Linked DNA regions of Homo sapiens: regions 2 and 3 are each linked to region 1. A link is a contact called in ENCODE Hi-C or POLR2A ChIA-PET data. All regions are on one chromosome and are shown on one strand. The core of a region is the stretch at or near the end of the contact, and the rest is flanking DNA. Distances in the headings are between cores, read along the strand shown.

The links. Hi-C counts contacts between places; a loop is a spot of excess contacts on that map. ChIA-PET counts read pairs that join two places held with the same protein, here RNA polymerase II (POLR2A). Pooled maps may share reads with other maps.
Region 2: a loop to region 1 is called in a map of CD14-positive monocyte, with 5 times the contacts of the local background. The contact joins the promoter of CINP here to the promoter of HSP90AA1 in region 1. A Hi-C loop is called at or near these places in 2 of 168 maps with a recorded cell type or tissue (CD14-positive monocyte and naive thymus-derived CD4-positive, alpha-beta T cell), 13 of 37 single-sample maps with no recorded cell type and 18 of 50 pooled maps. POLR2A ChIA-PET finds 5 or more read pairs at or near these places in 6 of 52 experiments (A673, activated B cell, activated CD4-positive, alpha-beta T cell and 2 more).
Region 3: a loop to region 1 is called in a pooled map, with 2.2 times the contacts of the local background. The contact joins the enhancer-like site here to the promoter of HSP90AA1 in region 1. A Hi-C loop is called at or near these places in 1 of 168 maps with a recorded cell type or tissue (CD8-positive, alpha-beta T cell), 2 of 37 single-sample maps with no recorded cell type and 13 of 50 pooled maps. POLR2A ChIA-PET finds 5 or more read pairs at or near these places in 4 of 52 experiments (GM12878, OCI-LY7 and WTC11).

Annotation. Positions count from the first base shown.
Region 1 is chr14:102,085,603-102,088,302 of GRCh38, reverse strand. It overlaps HSP90AA1 (heat shock protein 90 alpha family class A member 1), which reads left to right and starts at 1,259. Exons shown (of 11, transcript NM_005348.4): 1 at 1,259-1,317; 2 at 1,925-2,086; 3 at 2,179-2,545. The coding sequence starts at 1,925. RefSeq lists silencers at 702-751, 812-1,341, 1,382-1,671.
Region 2 is chr14:102,361,562-102,364,445 of GRCh38, reverse strand. CINP (cyclin dependent kinase 2 interacting protein) reads left to right here and starts at 1,556. Exons shown (of 5, transcript NM_032630.3): 1 at 1,556-1,601. The coding sequence starts at 1,595. It overlaps TECPR2 (tectonin beta-propeller repeat containing 2), which reads right to left and starts at 1,505. Exons shown (of 20, transcript NM_014844.5): 1 at 1,330-1,505. RefSeq lists silencers at 972-1,061, 1,102-1,511.
Region 3 is chr14:101,790,338-101,793,336 of GRCh38, reverse strand. All of the region lies in intron 3 of PPP2R5C (protein phosphatase 2 regulatory subunit B'gamma), which reads right to left. Among named protein-coding and RNA genes, the nearest start is that of PPP2R5C, 30 kb to the right of the region's middle. RefSeq lists an enhancer at 2,739-2,808. Within about 2 kb of position 1,310, at least 6 of the 41 ENCODE cell types and tissues checked have a DNase peak (open chromatin) inside an H3K27ac peak, as active enhancers do; they include CD8-positive, alpha-beta T cell and OCI-LY7, where a contact is called at or near this core.

The DNA of each region.
Region 1 (2,700 bases), core at 10-2,509:
AAAGAGGAAGAGGACATGGACTAGGCAGGGAAGCCAGGTCGAAGGAACCCCAATGCCTCCAAGGTTCCCACAGCTGGCCTTGGCCAAAATATCCGAAAATTCCCATGTAGAAACTGGCTTTTCCAGCCTGGGCAACATGGTGAAACCCCGACTCTACAAATAAATACAAAAACTAGACAGGTGTGGTGTCCGCGCCTGTGGTCCTCTGCCCACGCTCGTCCCAGCTACTGGGAAAGCTGAGGCGGGAGGATCACCTGAGCCCGGGAGGGTCGAGGCTGCAGTGAGCCGAGATTCCGCCGCGGCACCCCAGCCTGGGCGACAAAGCGAGAGCCTGTCCAAAAAAAAAAAAAAGAAAAAAAAAAAAAAAAAAACCTTTTAGGGCAAGTTAATCACCAAAGTGTTAGATACTTAATTTGGAGACCGCAAATCGGTCGGCAAAACGATGGGCTTTTCAAAATCATGCCGGGTGTAGCTGGGTAAGCATGAATTTGTTCACCAAGTCCCCGATTCCCAAGCTAAGGGACCCTTAAGTATGAAGCACATGGCTTTCGGGGAACCCAAAAGTAGGGAGCGCTCCCGAGCCAGCGGTGGGTCTGGAGAATCCCCGAGCGCGCAGGCCGCGGGACAGCCTCCCCAGTGCGCAGCAGCCTGAGGCTAACAGCCCCCAGAGGGCAGAGCCCCGCGATCCCGGCGCCGCTTGCGGCTGGATTCTTTGGCAGCGGGCGCGGCGCCAGTCAGGACGACGGCTCCGGAAGTCTCCCGGGCGCGTGAGACCCGGGCCGCTCTCCGTCCACGCACGACCCTCCCTCCAGGCGCGCCTCCCACCCCGGCCCCGCGTTCCGCTCAGCCCGGGTGACCAACTACACCTCACTTCAAAGGCCCCCACGCCCGGGCGTGCCCTCCGCCCGCCCGCGGCAGGTGGGGGTGCAGGGCGGAGGGCGCGGGCGGCCCCAGAAGGCGCCCGGACCTTCCCGAGAATTCCGGGCCGCGCAGGCGCATTGAGGCCGGCGCGGGGGCGTGCGAGAGGCGCGCGGCGGCGATTGAGGGAAGGTTGCCCGGGCCGGGCCACGAGCAGGGCCTGCGCGCGCCCGCAGGAAGGCGCGGGGGCGGGGTGCCGCGGCAACGGCGCATGCGTAGGCGCGCGGCCGCGGCGGCGGCTGGGGAGGGTTCTTCCGGAAGGTTCGGGAGGCTTCTGGAAAAAGCGCCGCGCGCTGGGCGGGCCCGTCGCTATATAAGGCAGGCGCGGGGGTGGCGCGTCAGTTGCTTCAGCGTCCCGGTGTGGCTGTGCCGTTGGTCCTGTGCGGTCACTTAGCCAAGGTGACGGGTGGTTGTGGGGGCCTGTGGAGGTGGACTGGGGACCGGGACTGGGGGCGGCTGGCGCGGGGCGGAGGCTGTGGGGGCCGGACCAGATCCCTGAAGCAGCCAGGGCCGCGCTCCCGGGCGGCCGCGCTTTCTATTCCGGAGGCCTCGGGACCGCTGCGGTTTCCGCACCCCGCTTCAGGAATGGGCCGGGCGGCCGCGGGCTCCCCGAGGCTCTGCAGCAGCGCCAGAGCTGGCGCCGCACGCGAACAGAGCGGCCCCGCCGCGGGGGTCCCCCGCCCGGCCCCGCTGGGGGCGCAGGCGGAGGAGGCCGCCGTGGCGGAGCCGCAGCCCGCGCGGGAGGGCACCCGGGGTGTTCGTTGGGGACCGCGGCGGGGGACTGGGCCCGGGCCTGCGGCGGCCTCCCGGAAGCGCGCACACGCTCGTGGTAGTTGCCGCGCTCCGAAATGAGGTCATCCTTTGTCAGCCGCCCTTCTATTTTCGGTTTACTTAAACTTCGCAAATCTCCAATTCGGCTTTAAAAATATTTGGAGAACGCGATGGAATTTCGTGTTGCCTCTGTAGACGTCCTGCAAGGTTTTAAACCGGCGCGGTGTCGTTCCAGATGCCTGAGGAAACCCAGACCCAAGACCAACCGATGGAGGAGGAGGAGGTTGAGACGTTCGCCTTTCAGGCAGAAATTGCCCAGTTGATGTCATTGATCATCAATACTTTCTACTCGAACAAAGAGATCTTTCTGAGAGAGCTCATTTCAAATTCATCAGATGTAAGTCACTTATTAACCCAGAATCGGATTTTGGTTTCAGTGTGAACTTCTTGGGGGTGCTGTATGCTTAAATTAATATTTTTTGTTAACAGGCATTGGACAAAATCCGGTATGAAAGCTTGACAGATCCCAGTAAATTAGACTCTGGGAAAGAGCTGCATATTAACCTTATACCGAACAAACAAGATCGAACTCTCACTATTGTGGATACTGGAATTGGAATGACCAAGGCTGACTTGATCAATAACCTTGGTACTATCGCCAAGTCTGGGACCAAAGCGTTCATGGAAGCTTTGCAGGCTGGTGCAGATATCTCTATGATTGGCCAGTTCGGTGTTGGTTTTTATTCTGCTTATTTGGTTGCTGAGAAAGTAACTGTGATCACCAAACATAACGATGATGAGCAGTACGCTTGGGAGTCCTCAGCAGGGGGATCATTCACAGTGAGGACAGACACAGGTAGGCACCTGAACATTCACTGGTTAAGTGAGCGGTGGAAGGGTGGGGTGCTGCAACCCTTGGACCCCTGGGGATGCGGTGAAGCTTACAGAATTTGTGTTTGCCCAACGATCAGGAACAAGCTAGAGCACTTAATTAGTGTAATGGCATGACTT
Region 2 (2,884 bases), core at 307-2,806, 280 kb before region 1:
AAGGGTCTGTCTGGTTCACCACAGCATCCCTAGAGCCAGCCTGGCACAGTGCTGGCACACGATGGCCAAATAACCACCAATATGGGACGTAAGTCAGGTTAACAACAACAACAACAAAAATAAGGTCAGAGGTTTATCAAGGTACATTATAGCTGGGTGTGAGAAAACACAAAGTCCTGCAGCCTAAAAGACCAGGAATCGCTGGTGATCACAAGGAGCTACAGTGGCTTCATTCCCAGATTCTACCTATGCCTGGGATTTGCGTTTTGAGATTTCCCAGAACTCTGTCTACAAGACCTTGGCTGCAAGGAGGCAGTCCACAAGTGCAACTGGTCACTCCAATAGATGAGAAAAGGATGCACCCAGGCTGGTATCCCACATTCTGCCAACACATGGAACATAAGTCACAGAACAGAATAAAATTCCTGAATCCCAATAAGAGAGGAAGAAAAAAGTGCAGGGAAGAGAAATGGAGGTAGAGAAGGAGAAACTAAAGTCATGAGAAGTCAGAGACATATCAGAAGGGACTAGAGGGCGAGAACGCAGGCTAGCACAGATGACAGCAGGGGCTCCCCTTTACTGAAATGTACAGCGGCAGGCACCGTGCTTAACTTTACATGCACTGACCCATTTAATCCTCTTACCAAGCCAGAGGTAGAAACTATTCTCATCTCCATTCCACTGGTGATGAAACTGGAGCGGAGTGAGGTAGGGCACTTGCCCCAGCACAGAGCTAGGAAGGGGCCGCTGGGACCTGCCCGGCTCTGACTCCAGGACACCCCATCCTTTAACACTTACTACCTATTCTGCCTCCCATGCCTTCAAATAGGATTGGGAAAGGAGTCATTCACTTATCCACTCATCGAACACTGAACACCAACTGGATGAGTGTCAAGGCCTGGGGCCAGGCGCCGGTGGGCGGATGTAAGGGACGCGGGCTGCGAGTGGGGGACAGAACACGACGTCAATCTTAAGGCGAAGGAGCAGAGCCCGCGGCCAGACCGGCAGCCGGGATGCAGGGTGGGGCCGGGGGCCGAGGGCGCGGGACGCGCAGCGGAGGCCTGAGGAGGGGCGGGCGGCCCCTGTTCCCCGCTGCGGACCGCCGGATTCTGCGGGCGGCGAGCCAGGCGCTCCGTGTGTTGTGGCATTTAGTGTCCGCCACTCCGCGCGGGCGAGACCGCGGGCGAGGGAGACGGGGCGGACGGGCATGGAGACCCTGCGGGGCTGAGGCAAGGGAAGAGTGGCCCGGGGGAGGCCGAGGAGGGGCTCGGGGCCAGGCGTCGGGGGCGTCGGGGGCGTCGGGGCCGCTTGCGGCGTCGCCGGACTCACCTCCCGCGGCAGCCCCTCCGGACTCGTCGGCCCCGCCGGGCCGGAGGAGGCGGGATGGACTCCGGGCCGCGGGGGCTGCCGGGAGCCTGTTCCCTGGGCAACGGGGCCGGCACCGGGGCCAGCACCGAAGAGCAGCAGCTGGCTCCGCCGGGGGCTAGAGCGGCAGAGCCACAAGTGGCAGCGGGCGGGGCGGACGTGACGCAAATGCGTTTCCGGTGGGGTGGGCGGGGCTTCGCGTCTCCTTCTACGGATATCTGTGGACCTTATGGAAGGTGCGTGAGATCGGTTCCTTTCCCGGGGTGGGGTGGCTGTGAATGTTACTGCTTAGGCCGCAGGTTGGACCAGAAGCTCAGGAGCTCCCCGGATTACATGAGGTTAAATGGAGGTCCTCTGTCTTACCCCAGCCTAGCCCGCAGGCCCCTCGCAGCCTCTGCGAGCTGCTCGGGAGACAGTTTTGCCGAGCCTCCGTTTTTTCACATGTGCAGTGACAGATGAACGGGACGATATACGCAAATGAGTGTCAGCAGATCCGACATCCAAATTGTAATTATTGTCACTATAAATTAGTACTAACAGAGTTCACTGGGTACCAAGCCTTGCATGCTCATCTCGTCCAGAAACTCCTCTCTGAACTGCCCTCAGTCAGAACATTCTGCTTGTAATGAAAGCTGGCTTTCGCCTAGTGCTCAGTTTGCTGAGTACTGCTCCAAGCACTTTAAGTGGATCATCTCATTTGAACCTCACAGTGGTCCCATGAAGTAATGTCAACCCCATTTTGCAGATGGGGAATCGAGGCTCAGAGGGGATAAGTAACTTAGCCACTGTGCCCTCACCCTACCCTGTCCTGTGACGCTGATGACTGGTCTGTCTTTACCAGCCCTTGAGTTTCTTGAAGTCAGTTATGTTTTTGGTTCCTAAATATGTGCCCCGTATGAGTCAGGCTGACCATGAATCAGATGTGATCCTGCCCTCAGAATCTCCTGTTGGGGGGAAAACCCTTAGACAATTATAGAACAGGTGGTAAGAGCTATTCCTCCATTTACCTCATTTTATGCAAAGCCTCCTATGTGTGGAAGGTTTGAAAGAGAACGAGACATAGTTCCTACCCTAGTCGAATTTCCAGTTTAGCAGGGAATATAGACATTAAACAAGCAAATACACTCCACTGGTGAATATCATGATAGCAGAATTATAGGGTGTACCACATATCTAGTGGTGAGTCGTAACCCAACCTGGGGGATCCAGGAATACTTCTCTGTGGAAATGACTTTCTAAAAACCTAAATCAGATAATTTCACTGCCCTATCCAGAGCTCATTGCTCACTCCCCATTGTATTAGGTTGGTGCAAAAGTAATGGCAATTTTGGCTGTTAAAAGTAATGGCAAAATCTGTTACTTTTGCACCAAGCTAATACTTAGAAGTCCAAACTTCATTTTTTTATTTTGTTTTGTTTTGTTTTGTTTTGTTTTGTTTTTGAGACGGAGTCTCGCTCTGTCACCCAGGCTGGAGTGCAGTGGCGCGATCTGGGCTCACTGCAAGTTCCGCCTCCCGGGT
Region 3 (2,999 bases), core at 61-2,560, 300 kb after region 1:
AATGTACGATTCAGAAAATTTATATCCTCGCTCCCTCCATTGAAAGCATTTAAAAGTAATGTCAGACCAGTAGCAATAAACATCCCTCTGACCCAGATTTTGGTTGCTAATATATTTACTACTGAAAGGAACCAGGGCTCTTTGAAAAATAGCTGATTTGGCCAGGTGTGGTGGCTCATGCCTGTAATCTCAGCACTTTGGGAGGCCGAGGTGGGTGGATCACTTGAGGTCAGGAGTTTGAGACCAGCCTGGCCAACATAGTGAAACCCCATATTTACAAAAAATATAAAAATTAGCTGGGCATGGTGGCACACGCCTGTAATCCTAGCTACTTGGGAGGCTGAGGCAGGAGAATCATTTGAATGTGGGAGGCGGAGGCTGCAGGGAGCCAAGATTGCACCACTGCACTCCAGCATGGATGAGACCATGAGACTGTCTCAAAAAAAAAAAAAAGAAAAGAAAAATGGCTGATTTGAAGTCTGGGGAAGAGAAGGTATTAAATGAGCCCAAGGGATGTCTCACTGTGTCAGAAATCAAGGAATCAAAAATAAATGAGGCTATGTAAAAAAACAAAAACAAACAAAAAAACACACGAGCTACCCTAAAGGGCACTTAATGATTGCAATTATGCCATCTGAACACCAGAAAGACTAATGCTTTTGGTACATGAAAACACACTGAAATCAACAATATATTAGTCCACAATGATATTAAAACAAAGAGAAAGCTAGAAAAAAGCTTCAGCTGTCACCATTAGAGGGAACTGGTAATAAAAGACAAAGAATTAAGCTTATCCTTCTTTTTCAGTAGGAGCTCCATTTCAAGATAACCAAGTATCTCTGGTTGGTAAGAAAAATCACTGCTTTCAGAAGAACGTTAGAGTAAATGTTGAATTCGCTAGTGAAACTGAAACTACTGACTCAGGCAAGGATTATCAACTGTTGTTCAAGACATTAGCACATGGTTGACAGGGAATACACATTGGTAGGATGCCAAAATATACACTGCAGACTATTACTAGTACTTTTTGAATTGTAAAGGGAAATATGTAATTGTTCAATAGAGATATCAATCTGTCATCAACTGAATTCACTAGTAAAACTGAAAATTTAGCATCACTTCTGATGATAGGCAACCAGAGGCTATGCATCTCTCACAATAATGTCACTATCTCCTAAGTTATAAAGCGTTGCCTCTGATGTATTTCAGCCAAAAAAGGTTTCCATTTACAGGAACCGCAGTGGGGTAAGTGGGATATATTGCAGAACAACTGGGTCGGTTGATTTAACAAACCAGTGTTGTGGTTTAAGGCACTCCCAGATTGGCAGTGCCTCCAGGTGTCTGGCAGAGCAAAAACAAATCCCTATTGAAGAAGACACTTTGATTCTAGGTTTCAATTTATTTCACATATCTGAATACAATGACCAATATACAATAAAAAAAATCAGGTACACAAGGAAATAAGACATCATGAACAAAATGTGTCAAACACCTCAGATACTAGTGTGACCTGACGCAGGCTATAAAACAGCTGCGTTTACTATACTTATTTAGTATACTATACTAAACTTGTATACCATACAAGTTTTGATGGTATGTTCAAGAGAATAGGAAAATATTTTAAAATGGCACTGCAGACTGAAAAAAGAACCAAACAGAACTTTCATAAATGAAAAAAAAAACCCTGAAATTAAAAGCTCAAAAGAAGGGTTTGACACATATAGACAAATCTGAAGATTTACAACGAATAACAAAAATTGAGAATAAGCGTTTCAAAACTTTCGTATCAACTTAACAGGGTAATCTTATGTCTACTGACTATAATAATAAAAACACTATTTTATACACAGTGTATTTTGTACTTCACTTCTGTAATAATTTATTTTTACTGTATTTTATTTTCTGTTAAAATAAAGGACTCATATCTGGGAAAACATACTGTTACAATTCAACAAGAAGAAGACAACCAACTTAAAAAAAGACATCTCATCAAAGAAGAGAGACAAATGGCTAACAGGCATATGAAAAGATGCTTAAAATTTCCAGTCATTGGGGAAAGGCCAATGGAAACCACAGTGAGACACCATTACACACCCACAAGAATTAAGCTATAATCGAAAAGACAATAATAGATATTGGCAAGAATGTGGCCACATCAGAGCCCTCATACATTGTTGGTGGAAATGTAAAACAGTACAACCACTTTGGAAAACAGTTTGGCAGTTTCTTTTTCTTTTCTTTTCTTTTTTCTTTTTTTGAGACGGAGTCTTGCTCTGTTGCCCAGGCTGGAGTGCAGTGGTGTGATCTCGGCTCACTGCAACCTCCACTTCCCAGGTTCAAGCAATTCTCCTGCCTCAGCCTCCCGAGTAGCTGGGGCTACAAGCGAGTGCCACCATGCTCAGCTGATTTTTTGTATTTTTAGTAAAGATGGAGTTTCACCGTGTTAGCCAGGATGGCCTTGATCTCCTGACCTCATGATCCGCCCGCCTCGGCCTCCCGAAGTGCTGGGATTACAGGCGTGAGCCACGGTGCCCAGCCAACAGTTTCTTAACAAGCTAAACATAAATTTACCACACAAGCCAGGAATTCCACTCCTAGGTATCTACTCAAGAGAAATGAAATATCTGCTCGCACAGACTTCTATGCAAATGTTCACAGCAGCACTGTTACTCATACCAGCTAAGAAACAGCCCAAATGTCCATTAACTGGTGAACGGATAAACAAAATGTGGTGTATCCATCTGACTGAATATGATGCGGCATTAAAAAGAAACAACACAGATGAACCTCAAAAACCTTACAGCAGGTGTAAAAGACTACCTATGGTATGACTTCGCTTATATGAAGTGTCCGGAAGAAAGTAAGTCTAGAGACAGAAAGCAGATCAGTGGGTGCCTGCAGCTGGGGCCCGGAGGGGAACTTAATGGTGAATGGCACGAGGTAACTTTTGGAGGCAGATGGAAACATTCTAAAACAGAATTGTGGTGACGGTTGCACAA